2 separate regions of the Mus musculus genome follow, and region 2 is linked to region 1. The links are chromatin loops, found by intact Hi-C in ENCODE. Cell type or tissue: heart. All regions are shown on one strand. Links, peaks and the distances in the headings refer to the core of each region. The heading gives the core; the rest is flanking DNA.

What was found. Hi-C counts contacts between places; a loop is a spot of excess contacts. Peaks named below come from ENCODE experiments on the same cell type or tissue, not always from the same donor. Only the 100,000 strongest peaks of a DNase experiment are listed, where the experiment ranks them.
Region 2: a loop joins it to region 1, with 4 times the contacts of the local background. A loop is called at or near these places in 9 of 42 quality-filtered maps.

What each region holds. Positions count from the first base shown.
Region 1 is chr16:56,061,598-56,066,977 of GRCm38, reverse strand. It overlaps a transcript of Senp7 not described here. Among named protein-coding and RNA genes, the nearest start is that of Gm41462, 5.4 kb to the left of the region's middle. In heart, for the core only: a CTCF peak has its summit at 2,347 (motif pointing right); a DNase peak (open chromatin) is centred at 2,457; H3K4me3 peaks cover 389 bases; H3K27ac peaks cover 426 bases; H3K27me3 peaks cover 436 bases.
Region 2 is chr16:56,128,721-56,134,100 of GRCm38, reverse strand. All of the region lies in intron 6 of Senp7 (SUMO1/sentrin specific peptidase 7), which reads right to left. Among named protein-coding and RNA genes, the nearest start is that of Senp7, 56 kb to the right of the region's middle. In heart, for the core only: a CTCF peak has its summit at 2,199 (motif pointing right); no DNase peak of the experiment used is centred there.

The DNA of each region.
Region 1 (5,380 bases), core at 246-5,245:
CACTGCACGGATAATTGGGTGTGCACGTGATTAAAATCAAATGCCTTATGAGAAATGTGCATCTGTGAAATAGTTACATAATCTTTCAGTCAAAATAGAGATGCGGGCCATCAAGATGGCTCTGTGGACAGGGAAATGGTGCTGTGGTAACATGCTCAAACTCATACACATACTATACACATGGACAAAATAAATAAAATGGAACAAAAAATAAAATATAGAATAACCCAAAGTATGCTCTAGTAACCAAACTCCATTTCTTAAATGTAGGGTTATATGGGTTCTGCATCCACTCTGCCACAAAGCATGGCCTCATGGGGAGACAGAAATCACTCGAGAGTTGACTGCTCTTACCCTACGCTGTCGCTGGGCCAGTGTTGGGCTGTAGGACACCTCTCTGCTTTGGGGTTGGGGAAGCACTGTCTGAGATGCAGGACCGCTGGAGCTGGCTTAGGGGTCCCCAGGCCTGCAAGGAGGTCGAGGCTATCTGGTTCTTAGGCTTTCAGACACTGAGATGCTGCCTCGGAAGAGCTGAGAATGGATTTGAGGCACGAGGGCTGGATCTAGCCTGGGGTCGGGGGTGGGGAGGTGTGGGGAGAGCTCCAGCTGGTCCCAGGGATAGTCTTTGGCTCTGTGGGTAGCAGCCTCGACTTTGGCTTGGCTAGGTGGTGACCATGGCTGGGAGCACAAAGAGGCCTTCTAAGGCGGCTCTATAGGCAAAAGCTTTCTCCATGGCTCCCCGTGGATCCCGATGAAAAGAGGCAGTTTTAAGGCTTGTGGTTAAGTGGATGAGTAAAACCATACTTCTCAGGGCAGGCCTGAGGTTAAATACCTTTTGCAGGGAGTAGTGTCTGGGAAGGAAAGCTTATTGACTAAGCCCACCAGGCCATTAAGTACCTCATTAAAACGGAGATCTGTCTTGAGCCTACATGACCACAGGTCACATCCTCTACATGGAGGATGCTTGGGGCCTTATGTGACTGATGGCCACAAATCTATGGGAGACTGCTCTAGTGACAGCGCTGGTGCCCAGGAACAGGTGAAGAGCCTACCGTCCCTTCAGGGTTTCTGGGGTTTCAAGCCTTAGCTCAAAAGGGACCAGGCTATCTTTCACGGTCCCACACTTAAACTGGATTAAAAGAAGTCACCAAGCCTGACAATTTGAGCTCCATCCCCCAGACCAAACAGTGCAAGAGAGAACTGATTTCTGAAAGCTTTTTTTCTGATTTTTTTCTTCTTTCTCTTTTCCTTTCTCTCTTTCTTTCTTTTTTTTTTAAGATTTATTTATTTATTATATGTAAGTACACTGTAGCTGTCTTCAGACACTCCAGAAGAGGGAGTCAGATCTTGTTACAGATGGTTGTGAGCCACCATGTGGTTGCTGGAATTTGAACTCTGGACCTTTGGAAGAGCAGTCGGGTGCTCTTACCCACTGAGCCATCTCACCAGCCCCCCCTTTCTCTCTTTCTTTCTTCCTTTCTTTCCTTCTTTCCTTCTTTCTTTCTTTCTCTCTCTCTCTCTCTCTCTCTCTCTCTCTCTCTCTCTCTCTCTCTCTCTCTCTCTCCCTTCCTTCCTTCCTTCCTTCCTTTCTTTCTTTCTTTCATGTATATGAATTCACTGTAGCTGTAGCTGTACAGATGGTTGTGAGCCATCATGTGGTTGCTGGGAATTGAACTCAGGACCTCTGCTCGCTCCGGCCCTGCTCACTCCAGCCCAAAGATTTATTTATTATATGTAAGTAGCTGCCTTCAGACACACCAGAAGAGGGCATCAGATCTCATTACAGATGGTTGTGAGCCACCATATAGCTGCTGGGATTTGAACTCAGGACCACTGAGCCATCTCTCCAGCCCTTTTCTCTGATTTTTACAGTGTGTGTATATGTCCTTAATGATTATATATGGTTGAAGATATGCATAACACACACACACACACACACATTAAACAATGTAAAAGATATATATTTAATCCAGATCCTTAAGTATCTTCCTTCATGTGGTCCACTACTCTCTGGCAACATATTCAGAACTGTTTTATACCTTTTAAGTATTCTTGCTATTTTGAAAACTGTCTAAGCCCTATTTCATCCTGTGGCTAAGGGGCCAGGAACCTAGAACCAGCAGGTCTGGACCCTGACTGATCATTGTGCACTTGTCTGTAAGTCCACCACTTGGAGAGTGGGGGTGGACAGTGAGAAGCACACGGCCATCCTCATCCACACAGCAAGCTTGAGGCTAGACCAAGTGCATGAGAACCCATGTCAAACAAGCAAACACCTCCCGAAGACTGCCTTAAGCCCACTCCCAAGCAGCTATTAAAGCTAGGCTCATAGAGGCTTTGGCGTATGTTACTTGTGCTTCCACTAGGTGGTGCAATTAGATATCTTTCAATATAGACTCCTAGTTGTAATCTGTCCTGGTTTTGGTTGGCTGATGTTTTGTTCTGTTTCGTTTTGTTTTAACCGCGCGCGCGCGTGCGTGCGTGCGTGCGTGCGTGCGTGCGTGTGTGCGTGTGTGTGTGTGTGTGCAAGAGAGAGACAATTCTTTGGCTGGTGAGACCAACGGAGCGCTCTGGAAAGGACATTCCAACCTATGAGCTACCTGAGCTGTGTAGTGAGCTCCAAGTTTTCAGTTTTCAAGAGCTGTCTTGGCTGGGTTGTGGAGATGCAGCTGTCTTTGAGTCATCTCTTCTCACCAATATTCCTTTTTTTTTTTTTTAAAGGATTTATTTATTATTATACATAAGTACACTGTAGCTGTCTTCAGATGTGCCAGAAGAGGGCATCAGGTCTCATTATGGGTGGTTGTGAGCCACCATGTGGTTGCTGGGATTTGAACTCAGGACCTTCAGAAGAGCAGTTAGGGCTCTTACCGGCTGAGCCATCTCGCCAGCCCTATCACCAGTATTCCTTTACGTAATACCAACAAAACTCATTGGTTCACCAAGTCGGACTTTGGTGATATCTGAATTTTCATCTGTTGTGTGTTCCCTATCTGGTGTGAAGGTATGTTTGTTCATATCTCTGCGGACACAGTGCCACATAACAGAGACAAGTGTCTGGACATGCCTTCAAGGAATTAGCTTGATTAGGTTAACTGATTAGGAAGAACCCATCCTTCACGTGTGTGGCATCATTCCCTGACCTTGGTCTGAATAAAAAGAAGGCTCAGGCCTATAAGATAGCTAATCAGGAAAGGGTACCTCTTGCCAAGACTGATGCCCTGAGTTCAATTCCTGAGACTCAGATGGTAAAAGCTGAGAAACAACTCCCACAGGTAGTAGTCGTTGACCTCCGCACTCAAACTGTGGCATGCATGCCCCCCCCCCAAATCAGCATACTAATATTAACAAAAAAATTACTGGGTCTACAGATATGGCCTAGCAGTTTAACACACACACACACAGAAAGAGGCATACACACATACACAAATGGACCTAAATGAAAACTGATTTTTGTTTTGTTTTGTTTTTTGGAGACAGGGTTTCTCTGTATAGCCCTGGCTGTCCTGGAACTCACTTTGTAGACCAGGCTGGCCTCGAACTCAGAAATCCACCTGCCTCTGCCTCCCAAGTGCTGGGATTAAAGGCGTGTGCCACCACTGCCTGGCTGAAAACCGATCTTTTAATTAAAAAAGGAGAAAACCAGCAGAGCCTTCCCATTCACCTCCCTCTGCCTCCTGACTGCTATACACAGTGATCAGCCAGCCTTCTGCTGCCGCAATCCTTCTCCGTGACAATGCACTGAGCCTCCCTGTAACTCTGAACCAGAATAAACCGCTCCTTCCCTTACATTGTTTCCGCCTGGGTATTTCATCACAGCAATGAGACGGGTAACAGCTAATGCTTAGGGTTTGACCAAAGTGATTCCACTTTGATTCTAACAGCTGTCACACGGTATTTAATATTTTCTAAGAAAAATGCAGGATCCGAGCAGGCGAGATGGCCCAGCTGGCAAAGGTCAATCCTGACGACCTGAGGTCAGTCCCAGGGAGCACGTGGTGAGGCAAGAGACACTTCCCAGAAGTTGCCTTCTGATCTCTCCAGTGTGCCCCATGGCATGAGTGCAGCCATGTGCACAAACATGCACACACTCACACACATAAGCAGAGAAATAGGTAAATGTAAAAAAATTGTTCATAAATCTTTGAGATGTAATAACTTTTGAATTATAAAAGAAGTCTCTTCTTTTTCAAAAGCTTTCTGTGCATCTTTCTCTCACACATATAAAGAACTTTAGAAGTATTCTACACTTTACTACACCTTTGCAAAAGATTATAAAATTCTAGTAATACTTGAGAACCTGTGATTCAGCCGCCACTATTTCAAGAAATAGAACATTGGTGAACGAAACAAAGTTCCTATCCCTGTTCCATTGGAAATTCTAATGGAAGAAAGTGTATGAAACATGTCTGTGTCTACTGATAATTAGTGCTAAAGCAAGAAAAAGGGCTGGAGAGGTGGCACATGCCTTTAATCCCAGCACTCGGGAGCAGAGGCAGGCAATCTCTGGGAGTTCAAGGCCAGCCTTGTCTATATAGTAAGCTCCAGGACTACTAGGGCTCTGTAGAGAGACCCTGTCTCAATCCACCCCCAAAAAATAAGGAAGGAAAGAAGAGAGACACAAAGGGCCGCCCGCTCCTGGAGAATGCTCAAAGAAAATCACTCTAATCTAATGACAGTAGTCAGAAAATAAGGAACTGAAACTCTGTGAATCTGAGGTAAGACTGATCTAGTCCTTGGGGGACAGTGAGGAGAGATTATCTGAATTCAGAGCCTGTACACAGGCTGACAGCAAAGAGGCCGGAAGTTGCTAGAGAGAGGCAAGCAGGTGATGGGCATGGCCCTGACAGAAAGCTTAGCACCAGATCGTGGGTGCAGGAGTTAATGAGAGAGACAGGAGAGTGGGCCAATGGGCCTGGTAGACTTGGATTAGGACTTAGTGCTTATGATAACGATGGATTCTGAGTGGAAATCGAGGCCATTGAGAACTTGAAGGAGCCTAGGCCTGGAGACTGTTAACCTTACGTGGGGCAGGAGAGCTTGAGGAGGCTGGAGCCGGGAGTTTGCTTTCTCCCATGCTGAGCTCTGATAAAACCCCAACAGGTCAGACTCAGACTAAATAGTTTCTTTTGAAGGCAGGTCTTGCTAGGAAGACCAAAATGTGGAAGGTTTACAATACTTCCTTCACTCCACACCCTGACAGAAACATTGAAAGTAAGGAGAAGCCAGTGCACTCCAGGTGAAGGTGACGGCTCTCTGGAGTCTCAGCACGCCTGCTTTGACCACCCAGGTGTTTGCCAATTGCTGTGCATGGTTTTTTATTTTTCCAACCTCTGGCCCCACTGTGGGTATCACTCCAAGTCCCTACTCCAGTATACTG
Region 2 (5,380 bases), core at 227-5,226, 67 kb before region 1:
ACAACAGCCACTTCACTAGGCTTAAGATTCACTCAATAGGAGGAAATTCACACCCACTACTATAAACCTAAAAAATGGCCTGGGACTGCTGAGGTGATGGACCCTGGAGGAGAATCTGCTCTTACCACTTTCCTAAACCAGAATAAATTCTAACTGCATTCTAAGAATTTATCCTAATACCCACACATAAATGTAAATCTTTTTGCAGCAGGTAAGAGTCCATTACAGAAAGGCAAAACTGTTGGAAATAACAGAGAACAAAGCAAGGAGTGATGAATCTACATCACAACCTACACCTAAGGCTCAAGGAACATCACACAAGAGGGCAAAGAAAGGCTGTGTAAGGGGCACCTGTGAAATCTCAGCAATATGGCTGCCCAATGCTAAGGTGGATAGGGAAAATCTCACACAGTCCTTTCCTAGCCAAGCTACAAGAAATGGCTGCTGAGAGAAAGGTTTAGCATTTTCCAGGGATGAGCTCCAGCCAGTTACGCAATCCCATATCACCAGCCCTAAACATATAACATAAAAGAAACGCTAATGGACTCAGCAAGTTGCTTTTATATATACATGTCTGTATATACATGTATATAAATGAAACAATAATTAAAGAGGAAGAGGTCATGAATATGAGAGGAAATGGGGAAAAAGAGATGGGGATGGGCACAGAATTGTTGTAAATACAGTACTCACATATGAAATTATCAAAAAAAATTAAAACAATTAAAAGGAAAGAACAATGAGTATCTAAAATAGGCCTTAGTTTAAAATTATTTCATGATTAAAGTATAATAATTAAGGTTTATATGTTAAGATAATGAAAATTGCCATGTTGAATAAGCAAATATTCTACCTGAAGTAAGTAATTTAAATTTTCTATTCAACACTGGTATTTTCTATCAACTCTTGATTTCTGATGTAAATTAAAACTTTCCTTCCCAAATAATTCTATTCTGATTATCTGTAACAGGGAGTAGTAACATCTCTTGGTAGAATAAGGCTAACACAGAGATTTTTATTCTTCACATAATATTTGCTCGTATTAAGTGCATAAGTGTAAAGTTTTTCAGAGGAAACAAGTTTCTATGGTTACAAGCCGCATTGATCTACTGTCAGAGTTTGTACTTGGTGTTATGTATAATAAGGATTGGCATGTTACCACATTCTTTGAAATAACAGAATAATAATAATAGCAATAATTAACAGACAGTCTGTCTCTGAGAAGCTCTAAATAATTTCTATATATCCATTCTGCTTTTGAAGTGGGTAAGGATGGTTACAACAGATGTCAAATCTATTCTGTGTTCATCTTATATTTCAGTTATATTGTGATGTATCTACTAAAGTGATGGTAGAGTTATGAGTCTACATATTTCCACTAACTATTCTGAATTCTCCTTTCAAAATGACCCATTTTAAGAAAAGAGAGAACTACTGTTTCCTCGGAGGAGCTCTGAACTCCTTAAACTAACGGTGAGGCTGACCAAACTCTGACAAACGCTTTGCCACAGTGCTGTTGGCAACAGTGGTCTCAGGTCATTCTCGTATTCCAGGACAGACACCTTCAGAAGCATCAACTACAGCAATAATATTTAACAGAATTTGTTTTATTACCAGCAATAAGAAAAAAATGTTACTATTTATTATCAAGCACTGGATTATGGTTTTTACTTAAATCTACACATCAATCCAAAGAGACATATATTCTTATCCCTGTTTAAAAGATACAACGAACTTGCCAGGGTAACTCAGTGTGTCAGCAATACGGATGAAAGCTGAATTCAGATCTAGCTACATTTATGTTTATTCCAAATATAAGAACTAAAGACATTTGACAACAGAAGAACTGATTTTCAGAGAACACATCAAAGCTACCCAGAAACTTCACAACAAATTTTAAGGAACTTGAAGAGAGAGTTTTCACTGAAGAGATCCTGGAAAGAAGCAAAAATGTCATACTTACACTTATTATTCCTCTTTGGAGTAAAGCCTGAAAAGCGCAGATTACAACAGATAGCTTCCTACACCTCTCACAAGAACTATTTCCTTAATTACATGAATCTAGCCCACTGTAATTTATATCCTATAGGAAAACATCATCATAAATTTCAACAAAACATGCTTACATTAGAACACTTGTTTATTTCACATATTTTTTAATTTATATATTTATTTAAATGTAGGAGTGCTCTGTCTGCATGTACACCTACATGCCAGAAGGGGGCAACAGATCCCTTTATAAATGGTGAGGCATCATGTGGTTGCTGGAAATTGAACTTCGGAAATCTAGAAGAACAGCCAGTGTTATTAACCGCCATCTCACCAGCCCTATATGATTTTTATATGCAGAAAAATTTTCACGTGATATTTAAAAGACAATTCAATGAGGCTGGGAGATGTTCTTCCAGAAGAACAGGGTTTGATTCCTAGTATCCACATAGCAGCTCACAACCAACTGTAATTCCTGTTCCAGGGAATCCAACACTCTCTTCTCAGCTGCAAGGACACCGCACATGGAGTACAGACATATATATATACAGGCAAAAGTTCCATGTGTATAAAGATAGGATGGAAATTTTTCAATGACAATGTAAACATTTTTGTAAAGTAGTATTTCCAAAATTAATTGACTTTTTACAGTTCAGAAAAATTAAGCTCAAGGTTCAATGTCATAGACATTAACCTAGTTGTATAAAATTCAAATGCATTAAGTTAAGAGTGAATATAAAGATAAATATGGCACAAAACCTTTCCTTAAGCAAGATGCTTTCACTCTACTAGAGTAGGGGAAAAAACACATAAAATAATATAATAAATGCATTTCTTAAATCTCTAATTATATATTCAATCTACTGTCTGAATAATACTGAAAATCTTTTAGATTATTTTTTAGCTATTTTTTTTAATTTTATGCGTCTGAACGTTCTGCCTGCATGTATGTATGTGTGCCAGTTGAGTGCCCAGTGTTCACAAAGGTCAGGAGAGGGCATCTGACCCCTAGAAACTGGAGTTACAGATGGCTGTGAGCCATCATGTGGGTGCTAGGAACAGAACCCAGGCGCTCTACAAGAGAAGCTGCTGTCTAAACACTGAACCTCCTCTCAAGCCCACCATTGACATTTTTTTTTTAAAGAAGGGAATTTTTTTTAAAGACTGTGCTAGCTAGCTTTAACTATGAACCTGACATAAGCTAGAATCCCGTGGGAACAGTGTCTCAGTGGAGAACAGTCTACTCTGGGTTAGCCTGGAAGCATGTCTGTGGCGGATGGTCTTAACTCCATTCACTGCTTTAGGCACTGACACACGGGCAGGAAATCCTGAGCTATGCATGAACATGCTTCTGTTTCTGAACACAAGCAAGCACGCATGAACATACACGTATGAACATACACGCATGAACATACACATATGAACATACATGCATTTACTTCTCTCTGGTCTTGGCTGTGGATACAGTGTAATAAGCTGCTTCAAGCTCCTGTCATTGTGACTTACCCACAGTGACAGATTATAACCTGGAATTATGAGCTAAAGTAAAACATTTTCCTATAAGTAGCTTTTTGCCAAAATATTGTCACAAAAACAGAAAGGAGTAGAACAGAAACCTAATACATAAATTATCTTTGATGCATCATAAATTAGATATGAAGATTTCAGAAGCTTGTAAGAAATAAAAAAAAATTTTAAAGATAACACTTGTTAAAAATGTTAAGAAATTTGTTATACACCTTTAAAAGGGTAACTTTAAGTATAATATTTACAGTGAAAAATATAAGCTTGAAGAAGACAGTTGGGGAGCTGGGGACATGAAGACCAGAACAAATTGTCACTGAAATGAAAGCTCTAAATTCTACAGACTTAAAGATGAAAATACATTTGACTAGTATTTAGCAGATGAATGTTTAAAAATCTAGAAGTCACAATTCACAGACCACAGAAGCTCTAGAAGAAGGAGGACCAAAGTATGGATGCTTTGATCCTTCTTAGAAGAGGGAACAAAAATACCCATGGGAGGAGATACAGAGACAAAGTATGGAGCAGAGACTGAAGGAAAGGCCATCCAGAGACTGCCCCACCTGGGGAGCCATCCCATATACAACCACCAAACCCAGACACTATTGTGGATGCCAACAAGTGCTTGCTGACAGGAGCCTGATATAGCTGTCTCCTGAGAGGCTCTACCAGTACCTGACAAATCCAGAGGCAGATGCTCTCAGCCAACCACTGGACTGAGCACAGGGTCCCCATTGGTCCTCCAGAAAGGACCCAAGGAACTGAAGAGGTTTGCAGCCCCATAGGAGGAATAACAATATGAACCACCCAGTACCCCTAGAGCTCTCAGGGACCACCACTACAAAAAAATAAATAAACAAATAAATAAATAAATCTAGAAGTCAGCCCATTTGATTCCCACTGGCCTGGGGTAGCCCAAAGAAAGATGCCCACCCTGGTCCCTATGGCCTGAGGAGGGTGGAAGAAATTCACCCAAATGCCCACTCAAGCCAGGCCATCCTGGAACAGCCAGAAGAAAAACACCCAAGTGGCCACCCCAGCCAGAAGAAAGACATGCAAGAGCTTGCTCCAAGTGCCACATTATTATGGGCAAATATGTGATGGAAAAATTGGGAAAGCTGGTGTACACAGTGGGAAGATGGGAGAGAATGAAGCAGAGAGGTTCATATACTATAGATAAAGATGAAACTGGGGACTTGATGGTGGTAAGGAACAGGCGGATATGAGGAGGCCATGGAGAGGTTCTAGGAAAGGACCGTGTCTGGGTCTGCTGCATGAGAGGTCTGTGTTGAAACCTGTGCCTGGCGTTACCACCAAAAGCCAAGCACATGTCTGTGGTCTGTGCTGAGTGGCCTGCACTGCCACCTAAGGCCACTGGGACATCTGGGCCCATGCTGTTGCCATGGCTGGGTCCATGGTCCTATCACAGCCAGGGTCTGTGTCGATGTCCCCTGCCCCTGTTACCACCAGAGGCCATGCAGAAGAGAGCCACCTCCCAGCAGCTTGCTGAAGAGAGTCTTCTGGCTGCTTTCAGACCAAGATGTAGAACCCTCAGCTCCTTCTCCAGCACCATGTCTGCCTGCAGGCTGCCATACTTTCTGCCATGATGATAATGGACTTTATCTCTGAAACCGTAAGCCAGCCAAAATTAAATGTTTGCCTTTATAAGGGTTGTCCTGTAATTCCAGCATTTGGGAGGCAGAGGTAGGCGAATTTCTGAATTCAAGGCCAGCCTGGTCTACAAAGTGAGTTCCAGGACAGCCAGGGCTACACAGAGAAACCCTGTCGCAGAAAACCAAGAAGAAGAAAAAAGAAAATGGAAAAAAAAAAAAAAAGAGTTGTCCTGGTCATGGTGTCTCTTCACAGC